Regions from separate parts of the Mus musculus genome. Here region 1 is linked to region 2. A link is a loop called in an ENCODE intact Hi-C map of the cell type or tissue named here. Cell type or tissue: left cerebral cortex. All regions are shown on one strand. Each heading gives the region's core, and the rest is flanking DNA. Links, peaks and the distances in the headings are about the cores only. Region 1 overlaps Atxn7l1 (ataxin 7-like 1). Region 2 overlaps Atxn7l1 (ataxin 7-like 1).

Region 1 (6,536 bases), core at 984-5,983, 62 kb before region 2:
TAGACAATCTATCCTTCTGGTTTTTTGGTTTGTTTATTTATTTGTTGTTTCCCCCACAATTCCATCTTCCAATTTTAAGGGGTGCTGTACTTAACGTAAAGAAGGAAACGAAATGCTTGCCAGGGCAGAACAAACTGGTACCGGGTCACTCTAATCGGAAAGGTACAAGCAAGTCGAGGACAGACTCTTGGAACACACAAGTGGCTATACTGATTCTGTACTTCTGCAGAGCAGATTCTGCGCTTGTGGACATTGATGGTTAATGACACCCTCAGCAGGGAGCAGTGTGACCTGCCCCACTACCCCAGTAGGTCATAGAGTCCTGGACAAGGCAAACGGGTGACAGCGTTTGTAGTGGTAGATGGTAGGTGGGTGGGACGCCTTCCCTTACCAAGGTGGTGTTCAACTCTTTAAAATAGTATATTGACCAAGATTGGAAATTCAGCTCAGCGGTAGAGCATCTGCTAGCATGCACAAGGCCCAGGTTTCACTTCCCTGTTCCCCACCCCAACCCCCTCCCGGCCTCCAAATGTGCTGGCCTCAAAAGGATGGATCCTGCCAGTGTTCATGTCTGTGAGGTTCCTGGAGGAGTAATGTTTGTGTAGACAGAATAGACTGGTACATCATGGTGGCTGAGGCTGGAAATGTAAAGTTTGGACTCCGTGGGCCCAAAGGTCCAGGTCTAGGGGCTAAAATGGTTAGAGGTGGTGTGGTGAAGGTTGTGTGGAAGTATGAATGTATTTAAAGCCACCAAACTGTGTACTTAAAAATAGCTACAGTGGTTAATGCTATGCTGTGTATATTTCACTACACACAGAGAGTTCATTGGCATGGCAGCCTTGGGAGTTTCATGCAGCATTATTTAAATTTTGACTCAGCCATTTCCCAGCTGTGTGTTAATTTCAGATTTAATTTCCTCATTTTCAGAACGGAATAATAGTTCCTCTCAGAGTTGCTGTAAAAATAAATGAGATACTATCTGGCATCCTATAGGTACTCAGAAATGTGAGCTGTGGTTACGGTCATATTATTTTTACCACATACTCAGGTCCTCTTCTTTGTCTTATCTGAGCTGCCATTTCCAGGGAACAGATTGTATCAAGATTGTTTCAGGAATGGGTCAGGACACTGAATGTGTACCAGACACCAGGCCAGATGTGTGTGTTGTCATTGGGTCCTCCTGATCACCCTGTGAGTCAAATCCTGTTCATAGCTGAATTTTAGAGAGTGGGGGAGGGGGTGTTGAGGCTCAGAGGTGTTGAGTTATTTACCCAGGTGGTTCAGCTGAGAGATGGAGGAGCTGGGATTCGAACACTGAGTCTGGCTGATTCCAGAATCTCTACTTTAATTAGGGTTGTGATGTCTCTCATTCTTGGAACAGTGTGGGACTGAGGCAAGGCGGAAGGCATCTATATACTTAAGGTACACTAAGAGGTGCTCATGTGAGCTTCTGCAGGCGTAGAGCAAGGACCTTCTTAAGTGTTGCATCTGGACACCTGGTTTGCCGCATCTAGCCCAGCCCTGTCAGGGGAGTGTGTCCTTTCGGCAGAATGGTGCAGAGAGACTAGCTGTCTGTCCCCCTTGCATCTGTAAGACCCACGGCTTCCCATCAGGCTTCTCATCAGCCATGGGCTTTCTCATCCCAAGGCCCCAGCTTTGGGCCTGTGTGGTCAGGGCACTGGCCCCAGGGAGGCACAGGAGCTGATGCAAACTGTTCCTTTTTAGAAGAAGGTGTTAGCAAGGATGGTTGCCAAGCAACTCCAGGGCCATCTATCTACAGCAATGATGTCCCCCCCTCCGCACCCCCCTCTTTGAACATCTTCTAGGCTGCTGTTCAGTTTGCTCTTGGCGTTGGGATTGTTAGTATTTTCATGAAGGGTGCGCTCCTTTGGATGACGGAGTGCAGATAGCTTTTCAATACCTGCCACATTCAGGGTGTCCTTTTGATGGTGATATGCCTGCTAAGTGGGTGTGAAAGTCCTTTGCCTCCTGCAGCCACAGCATGCCCTAGCTGTTGCTGGCTCTGAGGGGTAGTGATGAAGAAGGTTTTTTGGACTGGAGTGGCCGAGAAAGACCCAGAATGCACCTCCCACATGAGCACATGGTGAGGTAGCCATGTTCAGCTCCCGTCAGTCTGGATTTCAGCTGCTGTTCACTAGCAAGGCCACTTGAACAGTGTATATGTGATGCTCTCACTGGCCCCGGAGATGCTGCTCCTTGCTTCTCCCCACCCCCACCTCATTTGAGACCAGAGAATGGCTAGCATGTGATGTTTCTTCAGTACTGTTGCCATCGCTGCAGTCCCCTCCTCTGTGTGGGATCTTAGGCACCCTGGCCTGCTGACTGATGGTTTGATTGCTTTTTAGTTTTTATTTCCCTGGTAAACGTCAGGGCTCCTTTCGTAGTGTCACGCCCAGACTAGGAGGAAGGAAGTGAGTCACTGGAAAGTGTCACTGGTTACCTTGGGGTAAAGAAATCCCTACCTATGAACAAGAGCCCCTGTTAACCTTGTCCCCGTCCTCCATCCCATCCCCCGAAGTCTCTCATGTCCTGTTCTGTTCTTCCTTACCATCCGCTGCAGAAGACCAGCAAGACCCAAACAGGACACGTGTGCAGGTGAAGGCTCCCACGTCCCGTGGCTGACACAAAAGGCTTAAGTGGCAGAGACAGGCCCAGAATATACAAATCAGGTCTGAACAGATTAAGGGTCTCCCTGGTCAGTCTCCAAATGGAGTAACTGGGAACGTCTATCAATCAGATGTGTCTAACCTTTGGCCTAGGATCCGAGCGCATCCCAGGCTAGCCACGACTACAGCTCAACACATTTGCAGGTGGCAGTGTCACGACACAGTGTCAAAAGGTTGAATATTCCTGCCTTAGACAGAAGAGATCCTGAGGGCTGTGGGAAGGCCGTGCTTTATCGTATGTGTGCTTTTATATCATGTGTGCCTCTTATTTGGGAGTGGTTCTGGCTTCTACTTCCCTGGTTTCCATCCTGGGCTAGCCTGTTCTCCATACCCCAGACTGATATACTAACTTAGTATTCAGTATTTCTGTCTCCCCCTTCTCTGCATACCACCTCAAAATTAATCTCCCCCAAATTAATATTTATCAGGTGTTCAATAAATGAATATTTTCCATTACTTCCCAGAAACTGCAGTTCTCCAGGTCCTGCACTCAGGCCCCACCTAGTCCAGCAGGTAGAGTGCGCCTCAGAGGAGTCTCGGGCAGCCATACTTGTTCCTCCTCTGTCTCTGCTTCCCTAGTCTCCTCCCTTGTGCTCATAGCCACCTTTTGTTTCAGGACCAGCTTTAGCCTGGAAATCTCTTCCCTGCATCTCGCATGGCAGGCTGTATGGCCTCTAGGTTCCCCGGGACACTGTGCTGCAGGCCGAATTCACAATGCATTGGGCCCTCAACTGTTTAATTCCTCCCACCGTTCCATGAGTGCCAGAAGTCAAACTTAGCTCATCAGGCGTGCATGACAAATGCCTTCCCCATGGGATCATCCTGTAGTGCCAGGAAGTTCCTCTTTTAGCATTCAGAGGTAACCCCCAGCCTGCATCTTCCCATTCAATGTCAACATTAAGGTTGCTCACACAGAAAAAGATGGTATGCCACCAGAGTCACCTGTGCACACACCATGTAGACGAAAACAGTGGCCTGTATTGTGCCTTGTTTCATTGTAAATGTATATATAAAATTTATAATTTACATATATATGAACACATACATTATACACACACATATATACATCATATACATATATATCACATACATATATATGTAACGTTTTAAAATGAGTTGCAGGCCTAATGGCATTTCACCTGTTTGTTACTCTGTCACATCCTGACTTGTTTTCTTGAGCTAACACATCCGAGTTTTCAGAGCTTCATCTTATAAAACCGTGCTATGCATTGCAGAGATGGGTTTCCTTCTGCAGTGAGCACCACACCTGTGTGGGGACTGCTCTGGCACTCGGTGAAATCCCCGTTCCACAGCAGGGAGTTTCTCAGGACCCCCTTAGCATCCATCAGTGGTGGCTGCCAGGATTCATCATTTCTTCACGGGGAGAAGGATGACCGCTTACAGATTCCATGCCTCTGACCTACTTTTTCCAGCCAGCATTCGTCAGTGAAGAAGGCACCATTCTTTTAGATTCCACTTAAAAGCTGGAGTGGGGGCTTTCCCTTTAATTACTAACTTTCAGACATTGGGTTTGAACACCACGATTCTTAAGCTGGCAAGACTGAGGATTGGTGTGCTGGCATTTCAAGATGTGTGTGTTGTGAAAATACAGTCATCGCGGAAGTTCAGAGACAGGGGACGCTCCAGGAAGAATGGTGCTAGGGGTTAGTAGAGCCCGAGTTTTAAAACATTATGAAGCATTACCCCACACACTCAGGGGACCCTCTGCTTTAATTTGAGGAAGGAAGAAGATAATTACACTTGCAATAAGCTGGTTCTTACCTTCCGATTGGAGAATTTAGGCTGGCTTAGGTGAGCCACTGAGGCAAATTGCAGACTCGGGTGAATGGGACTCCTGTGTGTTAGGAAGCCAGGGTGCTTCCTGTAACCCTGACTCATCAGGAAACCGCTGAGCACCCAGGAAGTGGGTGACACGGGGCTGGGTCCTTTGTGGGGTACGAGGGGGAAGCCTCGGCCACTACCCTCAGGAACTCACCATGCAGCTCACTGGGGTCCCTGACACTGCACAGAGGATGGAGTGGGGTTCAAGATTCCCAGTGATAAGAAGAGGAAAAGACTTCAGTTTATGGTCAGCAAGACCTTTAAGGGCAGGGCTGCTTGGCTGTGGCTCTGCGTGGAACACAGTAAAGGGTATGTTGTAGAAGCCAAGTTCTTGTAGGTAGGTAGGAAGGAAAGAAGGAAGGAAGGGAGGGAGGAAGGGAGGACACTTTAGATAGAAACAGCAGAAATGGCTAGGATGTGGAGAGTCCGTGTTCCAGGGAAGAGTTACGAAGGCCTTTGGAGAGCTGTGAGTTCCCCAGGAAGCTGCTGTTGGGAAAAAGAAGGCATGGTGAAATTCATCAGGACCAAAGGGAAACCACAGCTTCATCCATGGGATGGACCACTGCAGGCTTGCATGGGCACTGCACAGAAGCACATCCCTTGGTTCAGAAATTATTATATACATCTTGCCTTTTCTATTTGGGGTCCTAGGGGCAGATCTCCCTCCCCTCCCCTCCCCTTCCCTCCCCTCCCCTCCCCTCCCCTCCCCTCCCCTCCCCTCCCCTCCCCTCCCCTCCCCTCTCCTCCCCTCCCCTCTCTCTTATTTATATATATATATATATATACACACACACATGCACACACTTAAAGAGTTTTACAATTACCCGACTGCTACCAGTGTTATTATAAGGAACCTATTCTAAAATATTGCTAATTACAAATTTTACTGATAAAATGATGCAGAGTATACAATTTATGAATAATAAAATATCTTAAAGTTTTATCCCATCCAGTGGTTTGTTTCTGAATTCTCATCCCTGCATGTCAAGCTCTCAGTGTAGAATCCAAGCTGAGGTTAGTTACTGTCCTCTTAACAAGTGCACAGTACACGTACAGTGTGAACAACTTGGACAGTAGTCAGCAACACAGCCCACTGGCACTATCTTACCTGAAACCTGTTTTTATACATGGAAGTTATCGTACATCTTTGGATATAGGTAGTTGTTGGGCTGCTTGCTTAGCATGCAGAGATCCCTAGGTTAAGTCGCCAGCAAAGAATAAAAAAACCAGGCATGGTGGCACATACCTGAAATTCTAGCACTTGGGAGGCAGAGAGGCAGAGAGGCAGAGGCAGAGGAGGATCATAAGTTCAAGGCTAGCCTGGGCTACGTATTAAGTTTGAGGCCAGCCTGGGCAGCTATATGAGGCTGTGTCAAGAAGGGGAGGGGTTACTGCAGTAGAGCCCTGCTTGTTCATTTAGGTATCGTCTGGGATTGCTTTCTTGCTGCTATGGCTGAGTGAGGTAGAAAAGACAAGAATCTTATGGCCCCAAAGCTTAAAAAATATAAATAACACTCCCTGTTTCTAGAAAGTTACTAATCCCTGCCCAACACATTTGTAGCAGTGCAGTACACCCAGATAATTAAGTTATACATTGTGATTTTTTAAATATATCAAATTGTAAGCTTATATCATATAACCTTTAATTACTTAATGTAGCACTGCAGTGCACAGAGATTCTAAGCCAAAACAAATGAAGCCGTCACTATTAGGCAGCTGACAGTACCAGATTGGAGGGGCAGCCACAATAAAAAAGATTTTCATTACTTCAAATTGTGGTCTCATTGTCCATAGAAATCAGAAGAAAGCAATTTTGAGGTTAGTTTTCATATGATTCTTTTTCCCTCTTAGGGTCTGGGGTTTGTTTTGTTTTTCTTTTTTCTTTTTCAAAGGAGTTTCCCCCAGAACTAATTTAAAAGCTCAATACAGCAGGCTTTTCTTACCAAATTTTGTGAGCATCTGTCTCGAGCCTGTTTAGCCCCTGACAGACGCCCAGCCTCTCTCAGA
Region 2 (6,536 bases), core at 537-5,536:
GTAGATGGGACTAACCGGAAACCATTGTGCACACTGGTGCCTCAGCAGGTAGCCAGGAGGGGAGAACAGTGGCGTGAGGAAGCTCCCCCTCCTCTTGCAGCCTGCCATTTTCTCCCCCTGAGCACACACAAGGGAGGGCTGGAGCCACAGGTGGCGCAGTGTGCCTGGCATTGGATGCTACTCCCAGGATGTAGGTGAAACATCCTATTCTGCTGTCCTTTCAACACACACACACACACACACACACACACACACACACACCCCTTTGGAAAGTGTGCTTAAGAGCTCATTTTTTTTCTTCCCTGATTGTCAGCGGCAAACTGTGTACGCCATTCAATACAGGTGGGAATGAGGACAGATAAAAGCCACGTGGCACCGCTACACAGCTCTCTGACCTTAGACAAGAAGCCATTTAATCTCTCTAGGTGGCTGTTTCCGTATCTTTACCAGGAGTTAGACCAGATGGTTCCCACGGCTGTCACATGCTGTGAGTCCAGGAGAGTGTTTTCTAGTCTCATTTCACCATGACCCCTTGTGATAATGGGATCTGGATGCCCCTCTGCCACTGTTTCCATAGCATAGTCAACATTACACTTGAACAAAAGTAGCAGCTATAATGTTGAGTATGCGTTTGTAAAAGACACGTGTTTCCCCTTTCTCGCACTGTATTCTGACTTCCCCTCCCCTTTTAGGTTCAACCATGCTGTGATAAGTAGTCATGAAACAAAAGAAGTAAATGTGTTTGGGTAGTCAAAGTAGATGAGCCTTGGTAATATGTGTCTATGATATCTACATATAGATAAAAGCTGTGTGCCAACTGTAGGTGTGGTTTGCACTTCTAATGAAGTAGGCAGCGAATCCAAACTTTGGCGGGCACTGTTTTGAGCTAGACCAAGGAAGAGAAGGACTTTTATGAAGCAGAGGGTTCTGATGACAGGTGGACTCGGCCCTGTATTTGTCTCTTCCATGACAAATAAGGAGGTGACTTATGTGTGTACTTCCATGCTGGGATGTTCACTTCTGGCAGTGTGAGCACAAACAGACTAAGCATGCATCCAGCACGAGCCGACCTTGTTCAGTGTCCTGTAGCAAGTGACTCTCTTCTGCCTCGAAGAGAAAAAAGGGCTCACCTTTCTGAAGAGAACTTGTCAGGCCCAGCAGTGATGCTACTATCTGAGGCTACAGGTAAACCATCGAAAGTGTGGTAGTGTCAAGGAGGCCCCACTCGGCCTGTGGCTCTGTGGAGTGCTGTGGAATATTGCTATGTGTGTTTGATTAATCATGAGGACTCCAGATTGTCCTGTGCTCATCTCCCAGTCATTCCTAGGACTGTAATGCTGCGCTGTGTGCTCTGATGCTGCTGGGAACACAGGGGAAAGTCTCAGCCCTGCTAAGGCTGACACTCAATCGTAAACCATCAGAACTGTTACTGGGAAATTGAGCTTGAAGGCAGTCTTTGATGGAAGGATCCAGAAAGGAGTGAGAGGATCTCACCACCATGCAGAATCTTCCTCAGGGACAGGGACGCCATCAGAGGAGGCTTGGTGTAGCTGATGTATAGCCTCCGAACCCTCTGGCTTTCAGTGCTGGACTTGGAACTCAGCCTAGGAAGAAAGCCAATGCCGTGGTGGCCACCTGTTATGAGCAGAGGCAGAAAATTAGTTTGGAGCTCTGGGTTTTCTGACCTCATCCCTCGAAGCCTGGGCTCAACCAGCTGACCAAGAGCCTTAGGAACATAACCATAACTCAGCAAACCAAGGCAAAGAAGTGTCACTCGGTCCTCCAGCTGTGTGTTCCAGTAACACAAAGCCCACGTTCTTCGGGGACCAGAGAGAAAGCGAGGTGCAAGTCAGAATTACAGCGAGTCTCTGGGGGAGCAGATTTTAAAGCTCTCCCCAGAATTATTCCTGTATTTTCATGATCACACATAGCCACAGTATCTTAAGCAGGACGCCCCCATCGGACGATGTCTGTGCGGACCGTTTTCTTTTTTTCTTTTCTTTTCTTTTTTTCTTGGTTTTTCGAGACAGGATTTCTCTGTATAGCCCTGGCTGTCCTGGAACTCACTTTGTAGACCAGGCTGGCCTCGAACTCAGAAATCCGCCTGCCTCTGCCTCCTGAGTGCTGGGATTAAAGGCATGTGCCACCACCACCTGGCTGAGGACCATTTTCTAGTGCTTGCCAGCTAGCTTCTTACTACTGTATTCTCACTTGGCAGGAAGAGAGCAAGGGCTCCCTGGAGCCTCATTTATGAGGGTACAAATCCCAGCCTCGAGGTCTCTACATCTTGTGATATAATTGCCTCTCAAAGGTCCCACCTTCCAATACCATGTCAGGATTTCAGTGTGGAGCATTCAGAGATGGGGGCAGTAAGCCTTCAGTTGTAATCTGTTCCTGGGATGGTTGTAAGTCCGCTGTTGAGCGCTTCTCCAACCTGCCTGAGACAAGTTTGATCTCCAGAACAAACAAGCCCAGCACAGCTTCTTCCTCCTTCTTCCGACTTTACCTTGTGTGAGGAGCCTTGCCGTTTTCAGTGAGTTAATAAGGGTGCCATTGTGCTAAGTGCTGGGCAGCGTGCCAAGCGCTTTGCATATCTTTGAAAACACAACCCTTTCAGCAGCCCTGTGGAGTGGGTGTGAATGTTACACCCATTTCGGAGTTGAGGAAGCCTGAGCTGAAGAGGTTGGGTGCTGTGTCCAAAGTCTCAAAGCAAGACAGAAGAGAGCCTGGTTTCGAGTGCAGGTGGCTTCTCAGAGCGAGGGAAGTGCCTACATAGCCCATTGTCCCTCACAGCCTGTCCATGGGAAGCCCCATGCAAACTATGACTGTATATGGAAAGTGGCCATTGAGGGAGAAAACTTGGCGGGGCCTCAAGCCCCACCCACTAGGCCTTATCTAACTCCCCCAAGCCCGCTACCAGAGCTCTCTAGTATCACTTGAAATGTGTTCATGTAGTGGAAATAACAGGCTTTGGAGATAATGCGAAAATGATTCAGGCTTTCCCTCGATGTCTGCATGATTTGGGGCTGTGACACTTGGAGTCCATTTCCTCTTCCTCCTCCTCCCTTCATGGTGTCTTTCTTCGTTGCCCACAATGGGTGGACAGTTGGGGAGAATTCCTTCATCCTGATGTCCATAAACCTTTGTTCACGTGCCACCTCCTAGCCTGCAGTTGTCTGTCAGTGCTAGGAATATCCTTTGCACTTCTGCATGCCTGGTACCCTCAGATGCTTTACAAAGGGGAAAAGCACTATCTTGGATACAAGCCGACAGTCATGATCTTGGTGTATAGGTCATTCAATCTAGTCTTTTATTATTATTATTAAGATTTATTTATTATGTATACAGTGTTCTGCCTGCATTTATGCCTGCAAGCCAAGAGAGGGCACCAGACTTCATTATAGATGGTTGTGAGCCACCATATGGTTGCTGGGAATTGAACTCAGGACCTCTGGGAGAGCAGTCAGTGCGCTTAACCACTGAGCCATCTCTCCAGCCCAGGTCATTGAGTCTAAATTGAAAAATAAAAAGTGTGCTTGTGTCTTTGCGTGTGTGTGTGTGTGTGTGTTTCTGGGTATGCACACATGGCTGTGGTTGTGTGTCCTTGTCAGAAACTGGTAGATGAAAACCATTTCTTATTCAGTACTCACATCTGATATATGCTTGTCATACCAGTTTCAGCATAAGGGCTGATACTCAAAGAACACCAGACACAAGGAGAGGATTGGAATTTTCAGTCCCACTGGACTAGGGCTAGAGATGGTACTAATCACCAAAGCCCAGTGCATTGAATCAGTGCACGATGGCACCTCTACAACCCCCCTGGGGGGCAGAACTGAGATAGTCTGAGAGGGTCCATGCAGTCACAGGCCAGGGGTACAGCCATTTCTACAACACAGAAGCACCTGTGCTCAGCACCCCCTGACTTCACCCTGCACATTTCTACATGCTAGTATGATGCTCTGCCACATCTTTTATGACACCATATGAAAAAAATAAAATGGCATCAAAGGGAACTCATTGAGTTTTGGAGGTTAAATCCTGACTCATACTTGCTAGTGTGCAGCCTTGGGTTAATTGCCCTACCTTTCTTTTCGAGCCTGGTTCTCCCCACCTATGAAGTAGGAATGCCAGCTTCTACTCTGCAAAACTACTGTGAGGAAAGGAAAAAGAAATGTATACTTTGCTGGCATGGAGTAAGGAAATAAAGGTTAGCTTTTATTGTCAATAAAATGGGGCCCTTTTTTTTATGAAGTTGAAAGTTTCTTATGAAAAATGGGAAAACCACTTTAGCCAAGTGCTTCCTGTCTTCGCTCCTGCTGTCTCCAGGGATGCCACTCTGAGGTCAGCCCGTGGCTCACGCCTGTGATTCACTGCAGTTTCCTAGCCTTGGAGACAGGAATAGTCTGCCTGAGTGTGATTACATCTGCTGGGAGCCTCGAGGCTTGCACTTTGCAAATATTGGTTTACATTCTCATTAGGCCCTGGTGTCAGTTCTGTAGAAATGCCACGAAGCACCCGTATATCTCCGGGTCCCCTAACAAGAGCCATTGTGTCTCACAGGAGTACTGCAATACCCAGGACTAGCCTCCATTTCTCTGCTGCTAGCACTGGGACCCAAGGGTGCCTCAGACGTAGATAATGGGGATGGCCACTGCTCCAGAGTGTCCCACGCATGGTATGGGTTTGGTGTCATGCTTGGGTCACCCACCCTCAGGGTCTGTCCAGTGTTTTCAGTCAGCGACTCAGAGGTCAGTGATTCCAAGGGGTTTAAATCTCCACAGGTGATGCACTGGGATAATAGGAAGAAGGAAACAGAAACAATTCACTTGGCTTTGGGATTATAATTCCTCTCAGCAGCCTGCTCTGTCTGTCTAGGCTGTCCAGCCCCAGCTGTGGCTTGGTGGGAGAGGGTACAGGTTGAGCGGAGCTTTTCTAATATCAGCGTTTCTAGATTTATATTCCAGCTTTGACCCTTATCAGCTGTGTGAGGTCGGCAGGTTGCTCTGCCTACTCTGCCTTTCTCTACGTTGGTTTCCTTATTCCTCAGCTGGGTTAGTAGTTTATCTTACGTAGCGCCCTTGATGACTGAAGGGTGAGTGCTTGCACATGGATAGTACAGAGATGGAACAAAGTTTGCTCTTTAAAAACTGTTTTTCTGGGGCTGGGGAGATACCTCAGTCCGTTAAGTGTTCGCTATTCAAGCATGAAGACCAGGGTTTGATCCCAGAACCCACGTGAAAGAGCTGTCTATAGGAATGTCAGCTGTAATCCCAGGGCCATGGAGACAAAGACAGGTGGAGCTCTGCAGCCCTTTAGCCAGCCAGCCTAGCCTGTTCAAAGAACTTTATGTCAATTGAGAGACCCCGTGTAAAAAAATAAGACAAAATAAGGTGGACAACTCTTGAGAAAAACACCCAAGGTTGACATCTGGCCTTCACACAGTATGTGCGCGGGCGCGCGTGCGCGCGCGCGCGCGCACACACACACACACACACACACACACACACACACACACGATGATGATGATGATGATGATGATATAAACTGCCATTGAGTGAGAAGCCTCAGAGGTCTCTAATGAAGTTACTGCCCAACGAATTTTCACTTGTAACCATTGCAGAGGGAGAGGGAGGCCTTGGTGATGTCACTGTGGCAGGGCTGTGGTGGCTCTAACCTATACCGAGAGAGAGAGAGAGAGAGAGAGAGAGAGAGAGAGAGAGAGAGAGAGAGAGAAGAGAGAGCTATGTGAGAGAGAGAGAGAGAGAGAGAGAGAGGAGAGAGCTCTGTGTGTGTGTGTGAGAGAGAGAGAGAGAGAGAGAGAGGAGAGAGCTCTGTGTGTGTGTGAGAGAGAGAGAGGAGAGAGCTCTGTGTGTGTGTGTGAGAGAGAGAGGAGAGAGAGAGAGAGAGAGAGGAGAGAGAGAGAGAGAGCTGTGACCATGTGTAAGAAGACTGCTGGCATGTGCTCTCTGGAGGTGTACACAAGTATGCACTGGACAGGAAGGCAGGCAATGGGTGCCTGGTTCTGTGATGGGAAACAACGTGTTACTGTTTTTAGTTTTTGCTTTTAACCCTTTGTGAATCTTGTAGTTGAAAATGTAAGAGGTGGAGCTGAGTTGGATTTGGGGGCTAGGCTGAACATATATGAAGTCTTAGGATTTGCTAAATCAATGACTGGACATGACTTCCAGACCTTATCTGCTGTTCTGCTTGTGGAATAGCCAATGTTAAGGTGGCCTTTGACATTGGCCTTCAATGGGGCTGACCTCTGTGCCTTCTGGGCTGTTGAGTTTCCCTGGCCACCACCTCCTGGATGTAAAGAGCAGCAGTGGTCTTGCCCCTAATCGTGACAAGTGGAGCATTTCCAGGCATTACAGTTCACACCAGGGGACGAGACGGTCCACATCTGAGAAACAGTGCCATGAGACAGAACACCCCCAGTCATCGTGGTAAAGCCTGTATGATTCTATTTACACTTCTTTCCATACTAAAGGGGTGTGTGCACATGTGTGCACGTGTGCACACTAATCCCAGAA

The links. Peaks named below come from ENCODE experiments on the same cell type or tissue, not always from the same donor. Only the 100,000 strongest peaks of a DNase experiment are listed, where the experiment ranks them.
Region 1: a loop joins it to region 2, with 1.9 times the contacts of the local background. A loop is called at or near these places in 1 of 42 quality-filtered maps.

What each region holds. Positions count from the first base shown.
Region 1 is chr12:33,156,054-33,162,589 of GRCm38, forward strand. The region is part of intron 2 of Atxn7l1 (ataxin 7-like 1); the gene reads left to right. Among named protein-coding and RNA genes, the nearest start is that of F730043M19Rik, 12 kb to the left of the region's middle. In left cerebral cortex, for the core only: no CTCF peak of the experiment used is centred there; DNase peaks (open chromatin) are centred at 3,460 and 4,076.
Region 2 is chr12:33,218,013-33,224,548 of GRCm38, forward strand. All of the region lies in intron 3 of Atxn7l1 (ataxin 7-like 1), which reads left to right. Among named protein-coding and RNA genes, the nearest start is that of Gm38649, 37 kb to the right of the region's middle. In left cerebral cortex, for the core only: a CTCF peak has its summit at 3,393 (motif pointing right); DNase peaks (open chromatin) are centred at 2,614 and 4,482; H3K27ac peaks cover 455 bases.